2 separate regions of the Homo sapiens genome follow, and region 2 is linked to region 1. The links are chromatin contacts, found by Hi-C or POLR2A ChIA-PET in ENCODE. All regions are on one chromosome and are shown on one strand. Each heading gives the region's core, a stretch centred on a gene start or an enhancer-like site at or near the end of the contact. The rest is flanking DNA. Distances are from core to core; before and after follow the strand shown.

The links. Hi-C counts contacts between places; a loop is a spot of excess contacts on that map. ChIA-PET counts read pairs that join two places held with the same protein, here RNA polymerase II (POLR2A).
Region 2: a loop to region 1 is called in a map of DLD1, with 4 times the contacts of the local background. The contact joins two enhancer-like sites. A Hi-C loop is called at or near these places in 4 of 168 maps with a recorded cell type or tissue (Caco-2, DLD1, astrocyte of the cerebellum and 1 more). POLR2A ChIA-PET finds 5 or more read pairs at or near these places in 5 of 52 experiments (HEK293, K562, OCI-LY7 and 2 more).

What each region holds. Positions count from the first base shown.
Region 1 is chr3:126,848,030-126,852,749 of GRCh38, forward strand. CHCHD6 (coiled-coil-helix-coiled-coil-helix domain containing 6) reads left to right here. Exons shown (of 8, transcript NM_032343.3): 5 at 4,618-4,701. Among named protein-coding and RNA genes, the nearest start is that of PLXNA1, 130 kb to the right of the region's middle. RefSeq lists enhancers at 3,491-4,052, 4,053-4,616 and a silencer at 4,537-4,720. Within about 2 kb of position 2,767, at least 2 of the 41 ENCODE cell types and tissues checked have a DNase peak (open chromatin) inside an H3K27ac peak, as active enhancers do.
Region 2 is chr3:126,893,554-126,898,143 of GRCh38, forward strand. All of the region lies in intron 5 of CHCHD6 (coiled-coil-helix-coiled-coil-helix domain containing 6), which reads left to right. Among named protein-coding and RNA genes, the nearest start is that of PLXNA1, 87 kb to the right of the region's middle. Within about 2 kb of position 2,183, at least 6 of the 41 ENCODE cell types and tissues checked have a DNase peak (open chromatin) inside an H3K27ac peak, as active enhancers do.

The DNA.
Region 1 (4,720 bases), core at 1,517-4,016:
AGTGCAGTGATGCGATCATAACTCACCGCAGCCTCAAACTCCAGGGACCAAAAAATCCTCCTGCCTCAGCCTCTCAAGTAGCGGGCATGTGCCACCATAGCCAACTAACTTTTTATTTTTATTTTTTGTGAAGATGGAGTCTTGCTTTGTTGCCCAGTCTGGTCTCCAGCTCCTGGACTCAAGCAATCCTCCCGACTTTTTATCTTTGTCTTCTATTACTACATTCTTGCTCAAATCTCTGTACTTCATTTCAGTTTGATAATTTTTCCCTTGTTGTTCTCAGCTTAGAGTTTGTCTTATCCATTTCATTTTTTATTTTGTAGATTTTAAATGTATAATCTTTACCTATTTGGTGGTTAGCCTGTTTCAGGTTCATAATTTCTTTTTTGTAAATCAGAAGTTACTTCGTTTTACCTTTCTGAGCAACTTAAACATGCATATTTAAAATTATTCATCAATTGGAGATTGTAATGCTAGCTGGATATCTGATGATGTTAAAGAATTCATGTTAAATTATTTTTGGTATGCAATAGTACTATGGTTGTGTTTTAGAAATTAAAAGTCCTTATTTTTTAGAGCAACATATTGAAGCTATGTAGATGAAGAGATCTGTAAGAAACCTGGGGGTGGAGAAGGTAGAGGGTAGAGATGAAAGAAGATCTCTTTAGTTTCTAATTGTTGAAGCTTGCTGATGGCTATCTGGGGTTTTATTGTATTCTTTCTTGTGTTTAAATTTTTGCATAATAAAAAGTTTTTTGAAATCCTTTGTCATATTGTCCTATAAAATTAATGTCATCTGGAGTGAATTCATATTTCAGTTACTGCTTTTATTGGTAGCCTTTTTAGAAATTCTATTTCTTCCCATATTTGAGATTCAGTTTATAGGTTCATTTGGAGTGGAAAGTTCACTATTTCTATTGTCACCTACACCTGCACCTCAGTGCAGGACGAGGTCTGATTTTGGCCTTCTGAGGCCTGTCTCCACAGTGGTCCTGGTGATATTGCAGAGCCAGGAACTGAGTGACTAGGTTCATTTGTGGTCCAGGGGCGGGATCTGTAGCTTCCAGGCTTTCTAGGTTTAAGTAAACTGAAAACCCTGGCCCTCAGTGGAGGTCTTCAGAAGTTTTTTATATCAGCTTCTTATTTTAGGGAGATCCCTAGGCTGCAGGTCGCCAGCCTGGCTTCAGGCCCCCGCTTGTGCGGAATGTGGTTTATTCTGACCCTGCACGATAAAGAGGGTTCCTGACTGCCTCTGCCTGCTCCAGACTTGGAGCCAGCAGGCCTGTGGCTTCAGCCTCACCCACTGCTTTGCATTTCTGTTTGGTATTGGACACTTTAATCTTGTTTTTGAACTTGTCCGTGTCTTTTTGTCATCTGTTCTATATTTTATCTGCCAGTGCTATGTGTTTGGAGTAGGGTAGAGGCATCAAAGTGTGAACTCACTGTGTTGTGTTGACTGGAGGAGGTCCTTGACCAAATCATGCAGATTCCCTCAATTCTCTATTCAAAGACTGTCATCTGCTAAGTACATGTTCATAATGATGACATTTTACCTTTATATTAGAGTCAACATTCTTAATTTCAAAATTTTTCCCTGAAGACTTTCTTAGAAATCTCCTTAGGGAAAATAGCAACCCGCTAACCCTACAAGTGAGTCTGTCTTATGGTCTTCCCAGCACATCTCTCTGTAATTATTTATCTGCACACACATTTGTGTCTCCCACTGGGATCTAAGCTTCATGATAGCAGAAATTCTCTCTCTGGCTTCCCTGTTGTGCCCTCAGCCCTTTTACAATTCTGTCTGTCACATAGAGGTGTCCTTCATGGTGTTCTGGTAAGTGACGCACTCAGGCACTGAAACCACAGTTGTGCTGCGTGCTGCGTGGCCTCTCATGAGTGCTAGGAAGCCAATTTGAGACTGCGGGGCAACTGTGTGGAGTGGCGGGTGCTGCCCAGTGTGCTCTTCCATACTTCACAGCCAGATCAGTGAGTGTCTGCTCTGGGCCAGGCACTGACACACAGGCATTTGTGTCATACTCAGTTTCTACAGCCATTTTTCGTGTCACCTCCTGTCCATTGTCAGTCATTGGGATTGCATTCTAAATCTCAGATGAGCAGAGCCAGTGGGCAGGGCTTTGTAGCAGATGAATTAGAGACGGTGAGCTCACCACCCTGGTGGCTCACTTGTGACGAAGCCAAGGTGTTGGGGATATGGTGCACATCACGGAGTTTTCATTCAAGTGGGAGGCACAGCCTCATCCCTCTCCACACAGTTCATTTCATTCTTAACTGCTCAATTGTGTTGCATTGGACATGAATAGAAAAGTAGGCCTTGATGTCCTCAACGTTTCTTCCTGTTTGTGTGAACAGTCTCTAGCCTAAGGAGGTGCTGATGGCTAGGCATCTTCACCCAACACTTTAGTCCTGCGTCCCATTCATCACATAGACGTCCTGCTGGCACAGGCCCTGAAAGCTTCAGGATGAGCATCCTGGTAGCCACGGCCCAGAGGAGGCATCGCAGTGTGTCAGTGGGATGGTGGTGGATGTGTGAACGCACCTCCTTGTCTCTGCTGCTTCACTTAACTGTAGAGAATGGCAGCTGAAGAGCCTTATGATGGTTTTGCCTTCAGATGTCATCTTCCTGCTTGGCTGGGACTGCTGGTCAAAAAATGACAGGTCCAGAGCCCTCAGAGACTTTCTTTTACTGGCTGTTTAATTGCATCAGACGAGCTTCTCCTCTCACTGCACCAGGGATTGGTAACAGTTAAGTGCTGGACCGCTGAGAGGCCCAGCGCAGATTAGCCGTGCTTGCATTCCTGGGACACAGCTTCAGCAGCACACTTTGAAAAGCCCTGTGAGAAATTCCTGGCATTTAGTCCCACTGTTTGTATTTAGCTTTTCTGAAGTGTTGGCATTCCAGAGGCATTCCAGAAGCCTTCCTGGCATTTTTAGATCCCCTGCAGCTGCCTGGGGATCCAGGTTACTACTTCTTCTCCCTTATACAGGTAAGGGGAAAACAGACAAGACAGCATCTTGCTCAGGCTTCCTAGAGGCCACTCAGTGATAGAGCCGATGTTAGAACTTAACTCTCAGGGGTTCAGCCAGCCACCCAAGCCCACTGGCCTGGTGTGGCCCTTTCAGCTGAGTCTTTCTCCTGGTGCTCTGCACTCAGGGGCACTAGTGAGTGGTCAGCTCTTATTACAGACCAACCTGCTGGTGGTTCTGCAAGGTTCCCTGTCAGTAGGAGTAGCATTGCCAGGGAGATGGGCTTTCAAAAACTTGGGTTCATGTCTTACCCCATGTTTTTGAGTGATTCAAACCCATGTGCTGATACCATAGAGTGGCTTAAAAGGAAAAAGCTCAGGACTTGGAAGTCATATGAACTTAGGTTCACAGTCTACCGCTGGCTAGCTTGTGCTCTTGTGGGTAGTGAGGATTCAGTGTCATCAGGAGCTTAGCGGAATACCTGAGCGCACACAGCCCTAGCATAGGGACAGACAACAAGCAGTTGGTGTTATTCCTCCATACAGTCACAAAAGGCAGTCCTGAGCTCCCAGGCCCCTGTGACTGTCTCCATCCTGACCCTTAGTGTGGAGTTGTTCCACATTTGACCCATGGAGGGTAGAGGCGGGCCCTGGGGCCTAGGCCTGGGAAGCCCCTGGAGACTCTGGGGACATGAGTATCCCAGTGACGGGACTTACATCCCTGCCTTGCCGTGTGCTGGTGACCCTTTATGGAGGTCTATTGAGACCTTGCCCACTTCTGTTGGGGTTTCCTTTAACCTTCTGTACAGCTATGCATCCCTTCCAGCTTTACACATCATGCCTGAGGAAGCTGGAGGTCAGGAACTTGTTCAAGGTCGCCTAGCTAATTAAGGGTGGGCTGGGTTCAACCTGACATCTGCCAGCCTCAGGTTGCTTGCCCTGGTGAGCTGAGCCCTCAGCCTAACTGGATCTGGAGGGAGGGCCCTTGGCCCTGTGCTCCAACAGGGACTCAACCATCCCCATCAGGCGGGTGAGGAAGCAGCGCCTCTCCAGCTGACTCTGTGCGTGTCTTCCTGCAGGCATGGATCCCTGCTCCTTCCAGCTCAGAGCATGAGGCTGTGGCATGGTGTGGTTCCAAGCATAAAGACACCAAGGCCAGCACATAGCTGTGTGGCTCACGGCAGCACACCCAGCGGCCGGACACACCTGCATTGACCAAGGTTCAGACCCCAGCTACTCTCTGAATAGCTGTGAGCTTTCAGACAACTACTTAGGCCCCCTGTTGTCATCTGGCTTCTCATCTGTAGCAGGGGATCATGATGATCCCACCTGCCCTTTAGAAGTGTGGTAAGGATCAAAGGAAATAACTGTGGGAGAACTGTGAACAGGACTCCCATAATCAATAAATGTTATTTATCTGTGAAGTGGCTATAGTAATTACCCACCTTGAAGGATTGTTGTGAAAATTAAGCACAATATATGTGAATGATCTGGCATATCATAAGGTTTTCAACTCATTATTGCTACTGTTCTCATTGTGAATGTGAGCAGAAATGTCCGTCGCCTTCTCCCTGCAGCACCATTCCAGCACCATCGCTGCTGGCTAACGTGGGCTTTGTTCTCTTCCAAGCAGGCCAGGGAGCTGGAGAGCAGAGAGGCAGAGCTAAGACGCCGTGACACCTTCTACAAGGAGCAGCTGGAGCGTATTGAGAGGAAGGTAAGACTCCTGCTTGGCT
Region 2 (4,590 bases), core at 933-3,432, 45 kb after region 1:
TCCTTTATTACAAAAGATAAAATGACATCAATGCAATGATAGCAGGGCTCCAGATTCAGGGGTTGAGTCCATAGGGAAATTTGCCTATGAAAGGAACCCCCAGAGCCAGCAGGGCTCTACCTGGGGAGAAACACTGAACCCCCGCTAAGGGGAGATAGTTAAAACATGGCTTGATTGGGCCAGACCCCTTCAGCAGAGTGCAGATGCATTGACTATCCTGGGTGTCCTGTGTAGGCCAGCTCCTAGGCCTGGAAGAGAGACCACTCAAAAACAGGTGCCTGAAAGCTGTGGGAGAAGCAGCCAGCTCCTGGGGGATGTGCATTAGATGTCCTGGTGCCCCTAACTCCAGAAGGGATGGTGATTGGCAGAGGAGGAGGCAGCTGAGCTTTGAGATGGCCCTGCCCTTGGCGGGAGCTGTGCTGCTGAGAGGGCTGCAAACACACCTCCAGGGCTCTACCCAGAAGAGCCAGTTAGGAAGCTGCACTTGGCTGTTACCTAGTTAGGTTTTTGTGTTTTCCTCACCTTTGTGATTGTCCTTCCTTCAGCTGGGAGGCAGCTGCATCATGGTAACACCTCAAACACTTCTCCTGAGATGCCCCATGGCACACCCAATGTCCCCACCCTTGCTTGAGGCCATGTGTTTTTCTTAGACACAACCTGGCACTGCGCAGTGAAGGCTCAAAGAAGTGACGTGCTGCCCCTTGGGGGCTGGTCCTTCCTCTATGTTAGCCAGGAGCCCACGGTTCTCCTGAGGGCCCACAAGGGTCTGTGGAAATGAAGTCCATGGTCTTTTTTGTGAAGCAGCTTCTCTGTTCTTTGGGGCCACTTGAGGCTCATGAAGAACTCAGGCCTTTCCAAGACAAAGGACAGACATTAAACATAGGGAGAAAGGGGCAGGGAATGCAGGATGCTATTGTGCAAGGAACAGGATGGATGGGAGCAGCATTTGGAAGACAGGAAGAGGTAGGGGAGAGGAGTTCTGTTCCAGACTAGTTGCTTCTCAGGGGCAGGGCCCATTTCTTCCTCTGTGTGTGCTCAACCCTCAGCACCGCCCAGGACACCCAACAGGCCATCCAGCCAGTGTGAGCACACACCCATCACGGTGGGAGGCAGACTGAGTGTGAGCACCCAGCAGACGGAGCAGGAGGCTGGTGAAGGGGTGGTGTTGGGCACATAAAGGAGGTCTGGAGGGATCACAGACTGGGCCATACAGCTGCAGCAGGAGCAGCACTGCAGTTGTCCTTCCAGCATGTGCGACAGCAGGAGAGATCTGGAGGCACTGCAAAGACATGTGCAACAAAAGGTGCTTTCCATTTACCACTTCATGTAATTTAAAGAGCCACATATGCACATGGTAAAACATTTAAGTCAATGCAAAATTGAACACCTCTTTTCTGCCAACCCCTTATCCCACTCACCAGAGAGTAGCCACTATTAACACTTTCTTACTTATCCTTTCAGAAATTTGTAATGCATATTCAAGCATATACTTTACCCAAATGGAATCACACGATATTGTTCTGCAGCTTGCTTTTTTCACCTTAATAAGATATCTTGCAGTTCTTTCTCTGTTGTATATATAAACCTTTCTCATTCTTGTTAATGGTTGCATAGCTAAAATCGTAGATTCTTCAAGCTGGAAGGAACCTTCAAATCAATGTGATCTAATTGCCTCATTTTGCTAGAACCCGGAATGGTGAGGTGACTTGCCGGAGGGCACAGTGAGTTAGCGGAAGGAAAGGATTCCTCTGAGAGCTATTTAGAAGGAAGAGCTTCATGAGGGGCTGGGTGCTGGGGTGACAGATAGGAATGACCATTACCGGCTGGCTGCATTTCATCAGCAGCAGCGTCTGTGTCCATCATTCTGGGCTATTTGCAGCAGGAGAAAAGAGGGAGGACTGGAGAGAGGAAATGATAGCCCTCTGCACACATTAAAGTTGAGTTCACAAGATACTTGGGTGGAAATGTCATTTGGGCCAGTAGAAATTTGTGTTCAAGTTCCCATGAAAGGCCCTCTGTCTTGAGCAACAGAGCCAAACACCCATTATTTGGAGAGCAAGTGTTTTCCTAGAAATTGCTAGATTTTGTATTTGTCCCTTTGTAGTTATTTTTAGGCATGGAAACAGAGCTGGTTGCAGGAGGGTGTGACTCCTGCTGGCCCCAAACTTGTTCCTTTGCTGTATTTGCTGACCCCATCCCCCACCCCTTCCAGTTGCTTCTGGCATCCTGCCATGTGACTTAGGTTGGTAGGAATAGGCATGAGTGAAAGCCTTCTGAAAGGCCTTAGGGCAGCAGCTGCCTGATTGCCACACAGAAGATGGGTCAGAGATGGGACCTCTTGCCTCTGCTGCACCGAAGGACAGGGTGTTTATTCACTGCCAAGCCTCTGGCTTATGGTGTGCTAGTGAGAGCTGGGAGGGCCCTGAGAGATGTTCTAGCTCAGCAAGTCCCACCCCGGGGTCTCTGTGCCCCCAGGGTTGCCTATTCATTTGCCAGGGTGGAATATATGAAACCACAGCCTAGGAAGGGCACATCTTCCTGGAATGTCAGTTTTACATGAAGCTTTGAGGAGAGAGATGCTATTTTTATATTAAAGCAAACACTGATATTATGAAATAGCATGGAAAAGTCAAGTTACTTTTCAAGATAAAACACGCAATTTCAAAGCAATTTTATCTTCCCTTGCCTTGGGCAACTTCAAGCTTTAACCCCTACACCCTGGAGGGCATATGTTCTCTCTCCTCTGCTCTTTGGGACTTTGTCAAAAAGTACTTTAGTTAGATTGGGGTAGTCTTCTCAATAAAATGAACTTTATCTTAAAGATGTACATAGCCCAGAACCAGGAGGTGACAGGGCTCTGGTCAGCTCCTGGCCAGGTCTCTGCCTGCTCTATGCTTAGCTGTATTTGCTCCCTGCTGCCCAGTCTCCACATAGCCCATCTGCTTTTTCTGGTCTCTCAGAGTTCCTTTCATCTTTGGTGGACCTCAATCCACCCTAATGACTTCCTCTTGCATTACCTCCATTGCCAACTGGCCACTCACTTCTTGGTTTATTCCCAAAGGAAATCTGCTTGGCCCAGCTCTTCTTCTCATACCTGATCAACCCGGCTGTAGATCTGCTGCCCTGTGATCAGATCAGCTGGAATGAGTTCAGGGGCTTCTCATATGAGACATGCTTCCCTAGATGTCAACCTCTGGAGGGGCAGGAGTGGGCTAGCAGACCCTCGAAGGGGATATGGACTCGTGGGTGCTGCTCCAGTCCAGCCAGCTGGAGCGCAGAGGAGACATGGGGGCTGGAGAGGGAAACAGTGAGTGGTGGAGGTGGGCCCTCACCTCCTAAGACTTCTTTCCCAGGCCCTTGCTTTCCTGCATTTTCCCTGTCCCATCCTTTCAGTTTGAATGAACACCTCCTACTGCTGTAGTCCAGGTTACCAGTGAGGACCTTAACCTCCCAGAGTGCATCAGCATAGACTCTCCAACATGGATGAGGTGTGGAGAGTTGGATGGGAGCTGAAGGGAAGGGATGAGGGGCAGAGCATCAGTGTGGGGCCCTGATGTGTGGCCCGTGCTGTTCGGGGAGAGAGAGAGCCATGCTGACAGGGTCCCCCAGCTGGCACACACTCCCCAGGGTCCCACAGACACTGCTGCAGCAGGGCTAGCGTCTCTATTCATCGAGGCTGGCCGCATTTCAGGAACCATTAATCCTCTTTCTATCTCTAAGTACTATGACCATGGACAAGGTTCTCTTCACAAGCATGCCATGGTATCAATAGATAACGACTCTGAAAGATTTTTCTTCTTTTGGATTAATATAGTGGTGATGCTGTGGGTTAATGTGCTGGAGTCAGGGTGTTACTCTTTTAACTAGGACATTATTAACAGAGCAAACCTACTTTTTCATCTGATTTTATCCTGTGCCTGTTCCTTACTAGCTTTTACTGAAGGACTTTTTTATTCTGTATTGTCTGTTGCAGAAAGTGTAGGCAGTTCATGGTTTTGGGAGTCAGACAGACCTGGGTTTAAATCTTTCCTCCACTACTCACTGGCGCTGTGACCTTGAACAACATTCTTCATCTCTCTGAACCTGTTTTCTCAGCTATAAAAAGGAGACGATGTTCCCAGCCTTCTCTGGCTGATAGGATTTAATGAGATCACTTGCAGTGGCACTTTGAACCTCTAGCCATTCTGACCTTTTTTCAGTTTGTCCCCCTAGGCCCTTTGGCTCCCCATTTGCTCTGCCTGGAATGCTGTTCCCTTCCCTGTCCCTTCCCTCCAGCTGCCTGGCACTTTATGGGCATGTACACCCCAGCATAGGAGCCCTCTGCATGTGGACAGTCCTGGGTTTTCTACCAACTGGGATTGTGGCCCTAGATGAGTCTTTCAGCCTCAGTCTCTGCCTGTGGAGTGGGGAACATGGAAACTCCTGCAGGGTCTCCATGAGGACCACCCTGGTGTGTGGAGAGGCCCTGCAAAACCTGTCTCGCAAATACTGTGCTCTGCTGATTGGCAGTGGCCTTCTCCATTAGAGTTTTCACAGGCTTGGGCAGCTGTGGGTGAGGCCCTTCAGGTCCGCAGGACCCAGTGCAAGGTC